Regions from separate parts of the Homo sapiens genome. Here region 1 is linked to region 2. Evidence: chromatin contacts called from ENCODE Hi-C or POLR2A ChIA-PET data. All regions are on one chromosome and are shown on one strand. The core of a region is the stretch at or near the end of the contact, and the rest is flanking DNA. Distances in the headings are between cores, read along the strand shown.

Region 1 (2,932 bases), core at 229-2,728, 35 kb before region 2:
TCTAAAAGATAAACAAGTCCAACTTCCTACATAGCACAGGAAACCCTTCCGACAAACGGGCACACCTAACAACTAACAAGTCATCTAAACATTCTTTATTTTCCAGAAACAAAACATTTTTCCATTATCCATTCATCTTAGAGGCAGTTTACTTATTGTAAAAAGAGGATAATAATTAGCACATATTTCTTGGTTTATTTTAAGGATGAAAATACATGATGTGTATGAACTACTTAGCAATGGCAATTACCAGCACATAGTGGGTATTCAATAAGTGTTAGCTCTTACAATTTTTATTAGTCTCTTCTTGTGTTTTCTGTGTTTTGTTTTGTTTTGTTTTGTTTTACAGAGCCTCTCCAACCTTTCACATCTTTTTGCTTCAGACTCCATCAGTGTTTCAGGTGAATAGAGTGAAATCTGTTTATGATTCTCTAAATTATCCTTGGTGGAGTAGAAATTGTTGGTCTTAATTTTTCTGTGTATCATAGAGACTTAGAGATGTGATGAATTGACAGCAGCTGAGTCAAAGACAAAGCCTTCTGGGAAAGAAAGATTTTTTTCTTCAGGACTTGAAAGGAGCCTATTTGGCAACTTGCCATCTCAACAGCATGACTGTGTGGCATCCAGCATCCTACAAATATAGATGGAATTCCCATAAAACAAAGTTTTACAGTAACAACTAGCTCATTGCTTAGGAAGCTCTGATTCAAAGAATACTACATTAAGTGTCTTGTTTATGTTAACAAACTTCTTAAGTGAGAAACACCCAGATTGTAGGCAAGACCACTCACTGAAATGTAGAAAGAAATTACTGGAATTTCAACTTATATAGTAATGTAATCTTTTCCATTTGAATTTTTATCTTTATATAGAGTTTTTGTTGTTTGTTTGTTTGTTTGTTTGTTGTTTGAGTTTGGGTCTCACTATGTTGCCCAGATTGGTTTCAAACTCTTGAGCTCAAGTGATTCTTCTGCCTCAGCTTCCCAAAGTGCTAGGATTACAGGTGTGTACCACCACACCCAGCTTTTATATAGGTTTCTAATACATATATCATTAAAGTTGCACATGAATATGGTTTATGAATAAATGTGCATATATTTGAGATCTATGATCACAATTTTTACAGCTACGGTATGTGATCAAGGTTTTCAAATCATTGGTTTATATTAATCCTAAGACTAGAAAGTGTTTAAAGCAGTAGCTAAGTAACAATCTTCACCATTATACATGAGAAAAATAGAAAATATATACCCACTTATAAATTAATATTGTTATTTTCCTCATTTCCTGATTTGATTTTCCTAAAATTAATTTGATTTTGCTAAAATTAATTCAGTTTCCTAGGTCTCTACTCTGTCTTTATAAAAGCAAATTCATATTTACTATGATCAGTGTAAAAAGAGTGGGTGGAATATGCTACCAGCATTCAAAAGAAACATTCCTAAGGGCTAATGGAAAACCACAAATCTGACTGGAGGTCTTGACATCCTTTATAGCAGTAGACCAAATGTTAGCTACATCCGCCAACACTTTCAAAAGTTTTTATGGAACAAACAGAGACAAATACCAAATGCCAAGTAACCAAGTTACAACACCTCACTTCCTTTAGGCAGCACTCTCAGAAGCATGGTTCAATTCTCATTTTCAAGTTTGAGTTAACTCTAGACCCACGCCCTGGCCTCCAAAACTGTAGAAAAAAATATTGCAAAAGATGTCTTCTTCATGTTCCTCAAGGTAGTTAATCTCACCCAGAGAGTGGCAAGTACTTGGAATCTTCCCGATATTTTTTTCTCCTCCAGAGTTTTAGTGATGAAAGGTGTTGGGAGAATATAGAATGCTAAGCCCTACAAATCTTGCTGGAGAGATCTCCTAGAGAAATCAGAATCTTTCAAGATTGTTTTAGAGAAATATGCTACCACTTTGATTCCTTTCTAACAACTCCCCTGTGACCCAGCTGGCCTGACAAACTAAATCATGATACTCTGCAAAACATACCCTTTCACACATGAATGCCCAAGGCAATGTTTCCTAACCGTTCATGAGTCATAAAACCTATGGCAGAAATCATTCTACATGTTCACCAAAACATTTCATTTTTCCCTCTGGGCACCAGGAAAACTATTTTTTTTTTAACTTTTTCTAATCTATATGAGGCTATGTGATGGGTTCTGCCCAGTAAAAGGTGGGCAAAATTGATATCAGCCACTTCCAGGCCATGCCCTTAAAGTGTCCTACAGAATCATCCCCACTCTATGTCTGTTATCATTAGCTGTCTGGATGCAAAGTATCAAAAAAATGACTTTATTTATTTATTTGTGTATCGAGACAAAGTATCACTTTGTCACCCAGGCTGGAATGCTGTAGCGTGATCATGGCTCACTGCAACCTTGACCTCCCGGGCTCAAGCTATCCTCCCACCTCAGCCTCCCAATAGCTGATACCACAGGTGCATGCCACCACTCCAGGCTAATTTTTGTATTTTTTGTGGAGAGGAGGTTTCACCACATTACCTAAGCTGGTCTTGAGCTCCTGGGCTCGAGTGATCTGCCTGTCATGGCCTCCCAAAGTGCTGGATTACAGGCATGAGCCACCATGCCCAGCCCAAATGAAGAACTTGGAGTCCATGGTGAAAGGCAGAACCTTCTCAACTCAACTGAGCTGATCATGAGTGAAAAGCACATCTTTAAGCCACAGAAATTTTGGGAGTTGTTTGTTGTAGCAGCTAGAAAGGTTAATACAAACTTCTTTGAACAAATGATGAAAGATATGTTTGCTCATAACAGAACAATGCAAATTTGTCCATACATACAAAAGCTGGTGTGCAGATTCCAGATGCCCATCTGTGAACCTCATGACATTTTTTTATGAGGAGAAATCCTATAGCCAGTGTCAACACAAAGGTCCCATCTATCTCCAGCAGTGCGTTGAAATT
Region 2 (3,119 bases), core at 270-2,769:
AGGTTGGGGAAGTTGACACTAAAGATCTTACCTGAACTACCAAAGCAGAAAGTTTGGAGAGCTCTCTGGAACACTGTTTCTATTCTTAAAAATTCCTGAGAAGTTTGTATCTCTTTGTTGTCAGCAGTGAACCAAGTGATTCTCTAGGACTCACCAAGAAGTTACTGTGAGCCACTCTTCTGTTCATGAATCTGGCTGCAGTGACCTCCAAAGAATAGTGACTTCTCTTCCTTTTTCCTATTTCCAGATGACAGGCAAATGCCTCTCACTGACAGACTCAAACCTGACACCATATAGAGAAGAAGATTCTGAAAAAAGGAGTCTCTCACTTCCCCTTTACAATGCAGAAGACACCAAAGATGAAAGTAGTAATATCAAATTTGCTAAGGACACTCCAACAAAATGATCTAGCACTTTTATGTGAAAGACCCTTAAACCATGAATTAGAAAATGGATACTGTATCCTATAGTTTCCACTGACTTTGTTTCATCTGCCTAAACCTTACCCAGGCACTCCCATTGAAAGTGGGAATTTTTCTTGGCCACTCACCCTGAGAAACACTGAAAAAGAGAGACACTGTGGGGGGGCAAAAAAAAATTTATTCAGTCATCCCAGGTGTGGTGATGATGATAGTATTTCAATGAATCTTCATTGTTCAGTTCAAAATGGAAAGGCATCCAGAGGCTTAAAACAGGAGCTAATATTTGGAACACGGTTAAGTCACATGAGCACCTACATTCAATTCAACTAGACTCAAGAGCATTTTCTGTTTATAAAAAGTTCACCTGGCATGGGATAGAAGTAAAAAGATTAGATTTTCAGCCAACGTATTGCCAAGAATTACAATGAAATCAATTTTCTTTTTTCATAATTTCATACCTCCTAATCCATCTGACGTTAAGATGTCCGTTAATTCTTCTTCCTGAGAGAATATTTATCAGAGCATGTAAATAAACCAGAGAAGATTTTCACTTTAGAAATAGCAGAAGGTAAGAGGACTAAGGGGGAGACTGTTCACTTTCTAGAAAATATTTTGCTCGGTGTATACATATAACCTATTCAAGATAACATAAAATAAATATGAGCAGCAGAAGACACTTAGATTTGGGCTTACCAAAAGTTTTCCTTGTCTGCAACAACTCCAATCAGTCAGTAGTGGCTGAGAGAGCTGTGTTGAGGGGCCCAATGCTAAGACCTAGCTCAGGTTGGGGTGGGGAGGTGAGGGGAAGAATGCTGTGATCACCATAAGCAAAAGAGCAAAGGTGATGGCACTGTGCACTTGACATCTTTTCATTCATGTCATGTAAACCTTGGCAACCAATAAGTCTAGCATATCTTACTAAATTCAGCCATACATTATTTCCTAAATTATTATTTTTGTGTCACTTTCAAAAACCACCAAACAGGAAAGCAGGCCAAGTATTATTCTTCACGTTTTACAAAGGTGAACTCAGAAACTTAGAAATCTCAGATGGCTTGTTGAAATGATCTCACCCAGTAAGCTGGAAGTGGCAGAAGCCACACCAGAACACACCTCTCTGAGTCACACATCCGAGGGTTTTTCTCACAGTTCATGTAGTTTGAGAATAATTGGCATACCTCTTACGAGAAGCAGAGGGGAGGAATGACAGTGACTTTGAAAGTATTATAACCAGCTTCTCTACAAGCTAAGATCTGATTTAAAAAAAAAATTCTGTTTAGCATTAAGGAGAAAACGCTAGGGTAACATTTAACCATTCCTATGTCTGCCCTTTAAGGCCAACACATTGTTTCACGGGGACACATGTAACTGATGGCTGAATGTTTAACTTTGTGACTAAGAGCCTCAGCTAGCTGAGGAGAAGGGATTAATAGAGTGAAAGAGAAATAACAATGCTGACCTAATTCACAGGGATATAATTACCCAATTCACCATTGTAAAGTACTTTGAAAACAAGTGTGTTATAAATGCTAACTAACATTATTACCAAAACTAATTCTGTGTTACTATCTCATATCAAGGTTCCCAGAGTATTCCTTGGACATGCCCTGCCCTGCCTGCCCACTCCTGCGAGGTAGCATGTAAAAACTCTGACCAGCCGTGACACCTATTTTTCCCACACCTACTCCTCCTGTTCTTCTTGATTCACTTTTTCATCTTTCTTTATGGCTTCACTTCACTTCATACACAATCATGAAAGAATCTTTGCTTCAGTGATTGGCATTCCACAAAATGCCATTAAGCCAGAACCAGTTTTCCTCTTGCTTTACGGTCAGCTTTCCCTAGTGGTCATCCTATGTGAGCACAGTAGCCACTTCATATGCCAATAGGTGTTCAAAAAATGCCAATAAATGCATTGCGCCTCATAATTGTCCAGCCCTTTTATTTCTACAAGGCACTCTTCAAGCCCTTCTCTCATAAAAACTGTACAAGAAAGACCAGACAGGGATGGTCACTATGGACAGTTGAGTCAACTGATGCAATAAGAAGTTAAGTGGGCCAGGTGTGGTGACTCGCACCTGAATCTCAGCACTTTGGGAGGCCAAGCAGGGGGGTGGGGGGGGGTGGATCACAAGGTCAGGTGTTTGAGACCAGACTGGCCAACATAGTGAAACCCCATCTCTACTAAAAATACAAAAATTAACCAGGTGTGGTGGCACACACCTGTAGTCCCAGCTACTCGGGAGGCTGAGGCAGGAGAATCTCTTGACCCAGGTGGTAGAGGTTGCAGTGAGCCGAGATTGTGCCATTGCACTCCAGCCTGGACAACAGAATGAGATTCTCAAAAACAAACAAACAAACAAACAAGTTAAGTGACTCAGTTCCCATTAAAATGAGCAAGGAGATTGAAATATTCAACTTCACAAGTACAGCAGGTTAGCACAGTGTCTGATATGTCATAGGCTCTGAATAATACCTGCTGCATGAGTAAGTGAATGAGTGAACAAAATAATGAAGTAATGAAAGCATGTGTTGAAATTCAGTGCTGTGTGTTTTCCACTTAGCCACACTGATACCATTTTCTGTGTCAGAAAAAAATTCTAACCTGGTAAAATACTGCCCAGAGAAACAGTGCCAGGGTGAGGTGAGTCCTGCATCCACTTTTCCAGTAATCTTCTAAGACGGGTAGAGAAGATG

Evidence for each region. Hi-C counts contacts between places; a loop is a spot of excess contacts on that map. ChIA-PET counts read pairs that join two places held with the same protein, here RNA polymerase II (POLR2A). Pooled maps may share reads with other maps.
Region 1: a loop to region 2 is called in a map of PC-3, with 4 times the contacts of the local background. The contact joins two enhancer-like sites. A Hi-C loop is called at or near these places in 1 of 168 maps with a recorded cell type or tissue (PC-3) and 3 of 50 pooled maps. POLR2A ChIA-PET finds 5 or more read pairs at or near these places in 3 of 52 experiments (A673, PC-9 and activated CD4-positive, alpha-beta T cell).

The regions. Positions count from the first base shown.
Region 1 is chr18:44,601,038-44,603,969 of GRCh38, forward strand. No RefSeq gene overlaps it. Among named protein-coding and RNA genes, the nearest start is that of LINC01601, 71 kb to the left of the region's middle. Within about 2 kb of position 1,479, at least 3 of the 41 ENCODE cell types and tissues checked have a DNase peak (open chromatin) inside an H3K27ac peak, as active enhancers do; they include PC-3 and PC-9, where a contact is called at or near this core.
Region 2 is chr18:44,636,137-44,639,255 of GRCh38, forward strand. No RefSeq gene overlaps it. Among named protein-coding and RNA genes, the nearest start is that of SETBP1-DT, 42 kb to the right of the region's middle. Within about 2 kb of position 1,520, at least 3 of the 41 ENCODE cell types and tissues checked have a DNase peak (open chromatin) inside an H3K27ac peak, as active enhancers do; they include PC-3 and PC-9, where a contact is called at or near this core.